Regions from separate parts of the Homo sapiens genome. Here region 1 is linked to region 2. Evidence: chromatin contacts called from ENCODE Hi-C or POLR2A ChIA-PET data. All regions are on one chromosome and are shown on one strand. The core of a region is the stretch at or near the end of the contact, and the rest is flanking DNA. Distances in the headings are between cores, read along the strand shown.

What was found. Hi-C counts contacts between places; a loop is a spot of excess contacts on that map. ChIA-PET counts read pairs that join two places held with the same protein, here RNA polymerase II (POLR2A). Pooled maps may share reads with other maps.
Region 1: POLR2A ChIA-PET joins it to region 2 with 13 read pairs in GM12878. The contact joins the promoter of APOBEC3A here to the promoter of JOSD1 in region 2. A Hi-C loop is called at or near these places in 2 of 37 single-sample maps with no recorded cell type and 3 of 50 pooled maps. POLR2A ChIA-PET finds 5 or more read pairs at or near these places in 4 of 52 experiments (GM12878, MCF 10A, activated CD4-positive, alpha-beta T cell and 1 more).

The regions. Positions count from the first base shown.
Region 1 is chr22:38,954,017-38,959,464 of GRCh38, reverse strand. It overlaps APOBEC3A (apolipoprotein B mRNA editing enzyme catalytic subunit 3A), which reads right to left and starts at 1,856. Exons shown (of 5, transcript NM_145699.4): 1 at 1,745-1,856. The coding sequence starts at 1,773. RefSeq lists an enhancer at 4,264-5,143.
Region 2 is chr22:38,698,420-38,703,818 of GRCh38, reverse strand. JOSD1 (Josephin domain containing 1) reads left to right here and starts at 2,876. Exons shown (of 5, transcript NM_001360236.2): 1 at 2,876-3,019; 2 at 3,201-4,016. The coding sequence starts at 3,832. RefSeq lists a silencer at 2,410-3,369.

The DNA of each region.
Region 1 (5,448 bases), core at 607-3,106, 260 kb before region 2:
TCCTCCCTTGCACCCCACCCTCCTTCCCCCTGCTCCGCACATCCCTTAGCACACTTCCAAACCTCCCCCTCTGACCCCTTCTATGGCTCACTGGGAGATCACTGCAGCCCTGGGGCCTGTCTAAGCCTTGTCAGGGTCTCCCCAGGGTCAGCTCAGTGTGCTCAGGCCCTCCGAGGAGGACCCTGCTCCTCTCCCTGGGGTAGAGCTGGGTCTTATTCTGTGGCCTCACCATGCACCCCTGTCCTGGCTCTGCTCACCCACAGCCCCTGCTGGAGATGGACCCTCTGGGGCTTCCTCCTGCCTGCAGGGTTAACTCCTACCACACCGAGCATCGGGACAGGGACACTCCTGAGGGGGATGACTGGGGAGAGGAACCTGCCAGGGACTTCTTTTCGGGTAATTCATAGGATTTTCCACATCCCTTAGGGTGCCCTGAGGTCTCCCAAATGTGCTTCTCAGGCAATTGAGATGGGGCAGCTCAGGACTCCTGGGCTGGAAACACCAGCCCCACCTTGAAGACCTCTCCCAGCCCCTCTCTATGCATCCTGACATAATCAGAATTAGAAAAATCTCTGTTGGGAGGCAGCACAAAAGAAAGAAAGAAAGAAGGAAAGAGAAAGAAGGAAGGAAAGAAAGAAAGAAAGAAGGAAAGAGAAAGAAGGAAGGAAAGAAAGAAAGAAAGAAAGAAAGAAAGAGAAAGAGAGATGGAGGAAGGAAGGAAGGGAGGGAGGGAGGAAGGAAGGAAAAGAAAAAGAAGGAAAGAAAGAAAGAAAAAAGAAAGGAAGGAAAAGAAAGAAAGAAGGAAAGAAGAAAGAAAGAAAAGAAAGAAAAAAGAAAGGAAGGGAGGGAGAAAGGGAGAAAGAGAGGAAGGAAGGAAGAAAGGAAGGAAAGGAAAGAAGAAAGAGAGGAAGGAAGGAGGGAGGAAGGAAGTAAAAGAAAGAAAGAAGGAAAGAATGAAAGAAAAAGAAAGAAAGAAGGAAAGAAAGAAAGAGAAAGGAAGGAAGGGAGGAAGAGAGAAAGGGAAATATTGGAAGAAAGGAAGGAAGCACAGAAGGGAAGGAAGGAGGGAGGGAAGAGAGAGAAAGAAGAAAAAGAAATAAAGAAGGAAAGAGAGAGAGAGAAAGAAAGAAGAAAGAAAGAGAGAGAGAATTGAAGGAAGGAAGGAAGGAAGGAGGAAGGAAGGAAGGAAAGAAGGAAGGAAGGTTCAAAATGTTCCCCACCATTTCGAGTAGACCTGGGCATGAATCTGGGCTCTACCACTCACTTGCTCTGTGTTCTCAAAAAAAGGAAACAAGGCTTCCTCATAGCCAAGCAGTCCTACAAGCAACCCCCTTTTCTTAATATTAGGGAGAACGAGATGACACTGAACATAAAAAGGGCTTAGGCCAAGTCCAGATACATGGAACATTTGCAAGAAATAGTAGATGCTCATTTAAAGACAAGTGAGGAGAATCCCCTCTCTGACCGTCTTCACTGGCTGGGGCACAGCACCATTATCTATTGGGATTTTCAGGCTCCCTGTGCACCTGCCCCGGGAGGTGGAAGGAGACCTGGAATTGGTACCATCGGAGGAGAGACCAGCGCTGGGACCAAAACTGGGAACCTAGAGCAAGAGGCCAGGTCCAGAGAGAGGGTCAGGAGGAAAAGAGAGGCCCCAGGGGTTTGAGGGTGAGAGGTGAGTGCTCATCAGAAAAGCTCAAAGAGGAGGCTGAGGCGCAGAGGTGCTCGGAGGGGCTTCCCATACCTGGGCCCGGATGCTGGGCTGGCTTCCATGTGCTTGTCCCTTCTCGGTTCCTGGTCTGTGTCCTCCCGCTCTTGCGACTTGCTCAAGGCGTGGTGTTAAGATCTTCACCAACATTCTCTTAGGATTCAGGAGCCTTAATATATCATCAGAGCAACCTGGAAGCTGCTGAGTCAGCGATACCCTGCCCCACCCCTTCTCCAGCTCAGGCCGAGTGTGCCACCCTCATTAGCGTCAGAACAAGGAAGTTCTCTGCCATGCCTCTGGGCAAGCTTTGGTTTTGATGTGCCCACTCTGACCACTGAACCACCAGACACTGTGGAGTGACAATGGGGATGTAGAGCTGGCCACACTTTGCTCCCTGTGGGCCACAGGAATCTGGAAGGCAGGAGACCAGGGGGCAGGTGAGAAGACAGGTGTCCACACCCTGGAGAAAGACCCTGAATAACACTCAGCGGTCCAGAGAGCAGGCTCCAGGACAGCCACCCCTGTGTCCTCCCCTGTGGCCAGTGCAGGATGTGCCTGGTCCAGGCTCCCTGGCACCTGCTGCATCCTGTGCTCTCTGTTAGGGTCCTGCATCTTCTTCCCTGGCTGTGAAGATGGGAGACCAGCAGGTCCTGCATCCTCCTATGCATCAGTGTATCTAATAATTGTAAACTAGAGGGAGGAGTGTTTTCATCCCCATTACCCAGAGGAGATGCTAAAGGCTCTGAAAGGTACCTAGAGATCCAGGCCCTCCCAGGAAACAGAGTCCCCAGCAGGGACACACCCCCACCCCCCTGTCAGAAGGGCCACCCTGTGCCCTTTCTCCCACCTCTGGGCCCTGCAGAAATGTGAGGGACACTGTGCTCCTGCCCCAAGTGAGCCCCTGAGTCCTGGCGGCAGGTCTGGCGCCGTCCTTTCCCAGGTCCACCTGCTACACCCAGCACAGCTGCCCCTGGAAGGTGCTGGCCCTGTGGGCCCAGGGGCTGTCCCCTGTCCTGCCTGCTCCCCTGTTCTGGCTCTTACTAGACCCCCCTGTCTTTGGCCAGCAATCCTCCCACCTCAGCACAGTGTCCCTGCCATTTTGGTGGGCGCCACAGACTAGAAGAGGCCCTGTTCTCTGCCGTGAGGACCCCTCCCATTCTGTCTCCAGATGTTGGACTCTTCTAGTCAAGAAGATGTCCCCTGGGGGCAGTCAACTGCCATTTGAGTCTCAGGTGGTTCTGGTGTGAGCTCATCTTGGTGTGTTGTGTGAGTCTGACCAGAGGCCACCCTTCCCAGTTCACACCAGAGGCATGCACAGCTGGACGCCCCGCAGTACCCACAGCCCACCTGGGCCAGAGACCACACTTGTACCAACTTTGGGAGGATCCAACCCTTCCCCAACCCTTCCCGGTGGCTCCTGCTGCCCAGAGTGTGATGGCCTTTCCCCTGGCTCAATAATGCATCAAATGCCCCTGGAGCAAATACACCCCTGGACCCATGGTCAGGACAGCCCCCACATGAGCTTTCTATGGGGAGACCCAGGAGAGCTGCAACAGGGGACAGCGCTTTGTTCAGCATCCCTGGGGCGTCTCCTGCATCTCCTGGCTCTGGGTCCTCAGCCTTGGGTTCCAGGGTCTCCCCAGCTCACCCACCCTGGGCACGTCCTCCTCCCTGCTGCCCCAGCTGGCCCAAGCCCCACTGGATTCATGACTGGCCCATGCCTGCCTCCCCTCTCTGATCCAGACAGGTCCAGATCTTCCAGAATGTCTCCAAATCTGTAAGATCCACTTTATGGCCCATCACAGAAACAGGCACATTGTCTGTTTCTCTTTCTAGTTTTACAAACCAGTCAGGTTAGACTATCAGCACATCTGCACATCTGTGAACCTTCTCATCTGATGACAAAGAAGGCCTCAGACTAAAATGTTTAAAGCAAAGTGGGGCCCAGCTACTGTCCAGAGTTCAATTCTCAGTAACTCACTGTACAAGCCATGCACCCAGGCAGAGCTCCAGAGAGGAGAGAAGACAGGGTGTTGGGGGGTCCCCACTAGCAGAGAGGGAGGCCAGGACCCTCCCTTGCCAAGGGTGGACAGGGGGAGCCACTGGTTGGGCGTCTGCAGCCCAGACATGAGCGGGGAACAGTCTCACTCTAGCCCCTGGACCCAGGAACTTCCATAAGGGCCACAACCTGGAACCTCTGAGTGAGCTCCCCAGGGACTTATGTGCCCTACCCCCTGCCAGTGCCCCCACCGACCACACCCACATCCTTCTGTGCACTAGGGCCTGACTCTCTCCCGGCAGGAATGTCCCAGACACAACTGGCCCCTTCCTGGTCCCCCTGCAGCCAGGGCAAGGCAGGGTCTTCAAGGCATCAGGGGAACCCAGGGGTGGTTAAGAGTGTGCACCTTCCCTAGGCCAACTGTAAGGAAGACGGAAGGAGATTCCACCCTTTCCTGGGGAAGGACAGCCCCTCCCCCATTTCTGTCCCTGGAATGTTGGCTGAACAATCAATGCGATAACTGTGAAAATGTGATAAAATACCAGGTCTTGCTGGAGTTTCCATAGGATCCTGGGGAAGGTCCAAGGCGAGAGAAAGAAACTGGATCCCCAAGGGGGAGGCAGGAGAATGGCCTCCTTAACAGGTGCAAGCTTCCCTGGGCTTTGCCCAGGTCCCCTGTAAGGAAAACTGGGGACAGGGCAAGTGCCCCACAGGGGTCCAGACTGGGTGAGAGGGACAGACCAGTGCAGAGGGACCCTGAAGTGGTCCCTGATTGCTGGGCCACTCAGCCCAGGTCACCCTGGGACCAGAACGGAGGTCCCGCTCGGGTCTGGAGTCCATGCTGCTGTGTATGAGGTCCTGGCTCTGCCATCACTGTGGGGCCCCAACCCCTACAGCCCAGAGGAACCACAGGCTTCCAGTTCCTAGCCCAGGTCTGAGCATTGTCATGGGGCTGCGTCCAGTCCCCTCCCCTGGACCCACAGGGCTCCCAGGTCATAGGCAAAGCTCTGAGATGAGACCCAGGGAAGCTGGGAGTCTGAGGAGCTCGGGAGAGAAAGGGCTCCCTGCTCCTGTGCCCCGCCCCCAACAGAGTGACATGACGAAAAGGACCCTTCCTTGGGATACCCCAGACACACCCAGATGCCCACTTCAACATTGCCCGTGGAGCAGGGTGAGGGGACAGTCTCAGCGTCCACCTGCTCCTCTGGCTTTGATTCTGGGCTCTGACAACAGCCCCGCCCTCCTCAGCCTAGAAGCAAGTGATCGAAAAAACCAAAGGATCTCTCCAAGCAAAGGGGCCAAGCTCGGGGGGGCGGGGGGGACAAAGGGTGGGGGGAATAGGGAGGTGGAGGAGGTGGCTGCACCTGCCCTTGGACAGGGGACAGTGCTGTCCTCCCAGGGTGGGGCCCTCTGTCCCCCATACCCCCACTGGGGTGGCCTCTTTGCCCAGAGTGACTACATGTTGTCCATTTTTCGGTCACTTGTTTCAAGGGGTGGAGCTGGGGCTGTTGTCAGAACCCAGAAATGAAAACGAGAGGATCGGGGTTGATGACGTGGTTTCCCCAGCACTCTTCACGGTAAGAATTGCTGCAATCCTCTGACTTGGGGCAGAGCTGAGGTAGACATCTGGGTGTGTCTGGGAAACCCCGGGGAAGGTTCCTTTCTGTCCTGTCACTGTCTGTGTGTGCTTATGTGTCTGTGTGTGTCTGTGTCTTTGCCACCAGAAGGAGTTGGGCCTGTT
Region 2 (5,399 bases), core at 1,627-4,126:
TAGCTGGGTGTGGTGGTGCATGCCTGTAATCCCAACTACTCAGGAGGCTGAGGCACAAGAATCGCTCGAACTCGGGAGGCAGAGGTTACAGTGAGCCAAGATCGAGTCATTGCACTCCAGCCGGGGCAACAAGAGCGAAACCCCATCTCAAAAAAAAAAAAAAAAAAAAAAAAGAGTTCAAGTCCAGAATGTGCTGACAGCTAATAGCGAACTAAAAAAATACCCTTTGCACTATAGCCTTTACCCAGAAAAGAACTCTCAGAGCAGGTACTTTTGAATTGAACAGGGAACTCTATCATGACATTTTATAGAAGGAATTCCTTACCCTACCCATCTACACGTCTTTCCGAAGAAAAGTTGGAGCCTAGGTTCAAATTCTGTATTCACTATGTACTGGGTTCACATATCATATGTATGTGACCTTTTAAGCAAGTTAACTTCTTAGAGCTTGTTTTCTCCTTTAAAGAAATAAAGTATCTAATAGGATAAAATCAGCTGTAAATGAACTAATATATGTAAAGCACTTAGAACACTGCTTGCTGCAGAGCAATCCCTCAAACTATTCATATGTAAATATAACCATAGCCGTGGGTAGCTTACAAATTACTTTTTTTTTTTTTTTTTTTTTTTGAGATGGAGTCTCTGTTGCCCAGGCTGGAGTGCAGTAGCACGATCTCGGCTCACTGCAAGCTCCGCCTCCCAGGTTCACGCCATTCTCCTGCCTCAGCCTCCCGAGTAGCTGGGACTACAGGCGACCGCGACCACGCCTGGCTATTTTTTTTTTTTTTTTTTTTTTTGTATTTTTTAGTAGAGATGGGGTTTCACCGTATTAGCCAGGATGGTCTCAATCTCCTGACCTCATGATCCGCCCGCCTCGGCCTCCGAAAGTGCTGGGATTACAGGCGTGAGCCACCACGCCCGGCCACAAAAATTTAATTCAAAAGTTGGCTGGACAGAGCCAGAGGGCTCCTCACCCTGAGGCAGGCACTCCAGCGTGTTAAATCATAACGTTGAGGGTAATGGTGTTAAAATAGTCACGTTTGCCAGGTGCAGTGGCTTACACCTGTAATCCTAACACTTTGGGAGGCCAAGATGGGCAGATCACCTGAGCCCAGGAAAGAGTTCGAGACCAGTTTGGGCAACGTGATGAAACCCCACCTCTACAAAAATAAAAATAAAAATTAGCCAGGTGTGGTGATGCATGCCTGTAGTCCCAGCTACTCAGGAGGCTGAGGCAGGAAGATCGCTTGAGCCCAGAGGCTGTGGGTTAGCCGTGAACGCGCCACTGCACTCCAGCCTGGGAAAGAGAGCAAGACCCTGTCTCAAAAATAATAAAACTTCAGGCCGGGCGCGGTGGCTCACGCTTGTAATCCCAGCACTTTGGGAGGCCGAGGCGGGTGGATCTCAGGAGTTCGAGACCAGCCTGGCCAACATGGTGAAACCCCGTCTCTACTAAAAATACAAAAATTAGCCGTGCGTAGTGGCAGGAGCCTGTAATCCCAGCTACGCGGGAGGCTGAGACATGAGAATCGCTTGAGTCCAGGAGGTGAAGGTTGCAGTAAGCCGAGATCGCCCCGTTGCAATTCAGCCTGGGCGACAAAAGTTAAACTCCATCTTAAAAAAAAAAAAAAAAAAAAAGGCCGGGCACGGTGGCTCACTTCTGTAATCCCAACACCTTGGGAGGCCAAGGCGGGTGGATCACCTGAGGTCGGGAGTTCGAGACCAGCCTGACCAACATGAAGAAACCCCTCTACTAAACACACAAAATTAGCCGGGCGTGGTGGCGCATGCCTGCAATCCCAGCTACTCGGGAGGCTGAGGCAGGAGAATTGCTTGAACCCGGGAGGCGGACGTTGCGGTGAGCGGAGATCATGCCATTGCACTCCAGTCTGGGCAACAAGAGCGAAACTCCGTCTCCAAAAAACAAAACAAAACAACTAAATTTGAAGTGCAACAGTTTCTTCTCGTTTTTCCAGTTTTACAGAAAACCCAAAAGAAGGGCAGCTAAGGTGGATAATGATGCCTACCACGCACCCTAAGAGTAGGTAAAGGGGAAAAAATGAAATCCACGTGGGACTGCGAGTAGTTTTCGCCTTTTCCCGAAGACGCACACAATGCGCTTAGGTATACCTCGCGCAGAGGTCTCTGCAGAGAGGAAAGCCACCGTGAGAAGAGCGGGGAGCCCCCAGGCAAGAAGGCAGTGGCTTGTGTGTAGTGAACCGAAATGCGACACCAAGGAACTGCAACAGGATTCTCCTTTCCACTTGAAATGTGACTCCCAGCGAGACACCTACCCTTGACGCTCCCTGGACAGTGCGGCACGGTCGGGCCCACTAACCAAGGCAATTTGCGCCCGACCGAATCAGGTGCTTCAAAATCCCCCCTGGTGAGCCGCGCGTTAACCACACATAAAACAGTCAACGCAGAAGGAGCGAGAACGTTCGGCCGAAAAGCCCGGCACAGAGAAGGGAGGGGTGCTGAAAGCCGCGGACTGCAGCCGCTGGCCTGGCTGCCGCCCCGAAACAACGCCCACGCCCGGGAGAAGGGCAGGCTGGCGTCCAGGTAGGACTCCCTCAGGCCGCCCCGCCAGGGGCCGCGCCGAGCGGAGCGGCTGGACCCCAACCCTGCCGGCCGCCGCCGAGGTGCGCAGCCCGCAGCCCCACACCCACGGCCTTTGCAACACCCCAACCGTTGAACTGCGCCCCTACACGCCCGGCGTCTGCGGCTCCCAGGCCGGTGCCGATGACGTCAGACTTACGTCAGGCGTGACGCCACGGCTGGGAGGAGTGAGGACGGCGCGGGAGGGCGTTTCCGGAGCACGCGCCGGGCGGGGGCCGCTGACGTCGGGCTCAGGTGCGCGCGCCCGCCCGCACGGCCCAGTTGGCGGCGCGCACTCCAGGTGGCGGCCGGCTGCGGTGAGGGGACCGCCAGCGGCGAGCAGTCCCGGCGGCCCTGGGGTCTGCGGCCGGGGGCGCGGCGGGAGGGCGTCTGGGCCTGCGCTCACGTGACGGGCGGGGAGGTTTGTGTAGGGGCTGCGAGCCGGGTGGGCGCGGGCCCGGGAGCGCGAGGCTGACTGTCCGGCCCCACCCCTCGCGGGCCAGCCCTTCGCCGCGCGGAACCTTCCCTCGGGCAGGGGCCGGCCCCGCCGCTCACTTCCCGCGCCCGCTCGCCGCTGACCGGAGTTGTCTCCTCCTCCGCAGGGCCGCGGCCAGAGGGCTAGAATCCGCGCCTTCCGAGGGAGCCGCGCCCTGCGGGCCCCACCGTACCCGAGGGGATGGAGGGCTGCCCCCGAGGCCCCCGCGCGGCTCGCGGTCCCACGCCTGCCGGCCCGCGCTAGCTACTCGACTCGTGCGCTAAATTTATCCGTCACCCAGGCCTTGTCTCCCGAGTCATTGGCGTCGTGGTTCAAAAGAAATGGAAGAAAAGGAGCGATGTGACCGATTGTGTTCGGTCCTCCTGCTTTGAGGCCTGGCATTTGCAGAGGGAAACAGCAAGAAAATCGTGGGGATTTTGGAGGGGGGTGGGAGGGAAGGGTGGGGAAACGGAAACAAGGTCTTACATTTTATGTGTTTTTTTAAATTCTGCACTTTGACAGTGGTAGCAAAATAAAAGTAATCCAAAAGTTATTTTTCTATTGAGAAGAGAGAAGAGGTGGGTTTTATTTTTTTCCTTTTGATTCCAATCTTTTCTCCCAGTGACAAAGCATAAATCATGGACACCAGAGAATAAGGTGGACCTCAGGAATCCGGAAAAGACTGAGAAGCTTACATTCTTCCTCTAGAGGGAAGAGTGGGGTGTTTATAGCCATCTCTGGAACCTAAAACAAAAAACATGAGTTGTGTGCCATGGAAAGGAGACAAGGCCAAATCTGAATCATTGGAGCTGCCCCAGGCAGCACCCCCACAAATCTACCATGAGAAACAGCGCAGGGAGCTTTGTGCCCTCCACGCCCTCAATAACGTCTTCCAGGACAGCAATGCCTTCACCCGGGATACGCTGCAAGAGATTTTCCAGAGGTAGGGGACCCTTCTCCTTGGCATCTTGATACTGATATTTCTGGATTTCTGTGGGTGGGGCAGTGTCTCAGCTTCATAAACCTTCAAAGCTGTAGGTATTAGCTAGATTGCGTTAGCAGGTATAAGGGACACAAGACATGAAAAGATAATCACTACCATTTATCAGGCACTTACGGTGGGCTAGGAAAGTACTCATAGCCTCAGCTGTGTTTTCTTGAGTGATCTTCAACAGTCCCGTGGAATACGTGTTAATATGTGATGTTATTTCCATTTTACTGATGAAGACACATTTAGTTCAGTACCTCGCCCAAGATAACAAGACTTGGAGCTGGGGTTGAATTCTTATATCTATGCTGTTGACCACTATGCTATAATGCCTGTAAAGCTCTGCTGCCGAGGAGTTTACAGTCTAGAAGTGGGACTAGATACGTACACGTTCAGTCACCTGTCTTTAAAGGTGGAATGTGGTGGGTACCACAAGCAAGATGTATAAACAATGCTCAGCTTTTCTGTGAGGCCATGTGCTGGCAGTAGTGCTGTTCGTACATTGCTTTGTGAAGCTCTCCCAACAGTCATTTCACTGCCTGTATTATGCTGATAGGCAGAAAGGTCAGGTAATATGTCCAAATAGCTTCTAAATAGCAAAGCTATAATTTGAAGTTGACTCCAGATCTCTTCTTTCTCCTTTATTCTAGATGGCCTTTCTTACCCACTTAGAACAAATGCCACCCCACAGGTTAATAGAGGTTCAGGTTTTGGCCAAGTACGGTGTAATCCCAGCACTTTGGGAGGCCGAGGAGGGCAGATCACCTGAGTTCAGGAGTTTGAGACCAGCCTGTCCAACATGGTGGAACCCCGTGTCTACTAAAAATACAAAAATTAGCCCGGTGTGGTGGTGCACGCCTGTAGTCCCAGCTAGTCGGGAGGCTGAGGCAGGAGAATCGCATAAACTTGGGAAGTGGAGGTTGCAGTGAGCCAAGATTGCACCACTCTGCACTCCAGCCTGGGTGACGGGTCTCGGAAAAACAAAAAAAGAAGTTCAGCTTTTTTCTCTTTGCTTTGATTTTCTAGAATTACTTTATTAAAGGTTTTGAGAGTCAGTTCTGTGGTGTCTTAATGGACACAACAGCATGGCTGCAGTCCATAGCAACTCAGGTGATGATCTTGCCTGATGACCCCGACTAGAAGTAGTTAGGCCCGCGCAGTCCTCGCTGCAGAGAAGCTCAAGCATTCTTCAAGCAGTGCATATTAGCAATTCCAGAAGACCTTTTTCTTACTCTCTTAGCTTGGAAGTGAAATTGTTGCCACATAGGGACCAGAATTACAGCTGGAAGCAACCTATTTGGGGTGATTTGTAAAACACAGGTATGGACCATTTGCCCT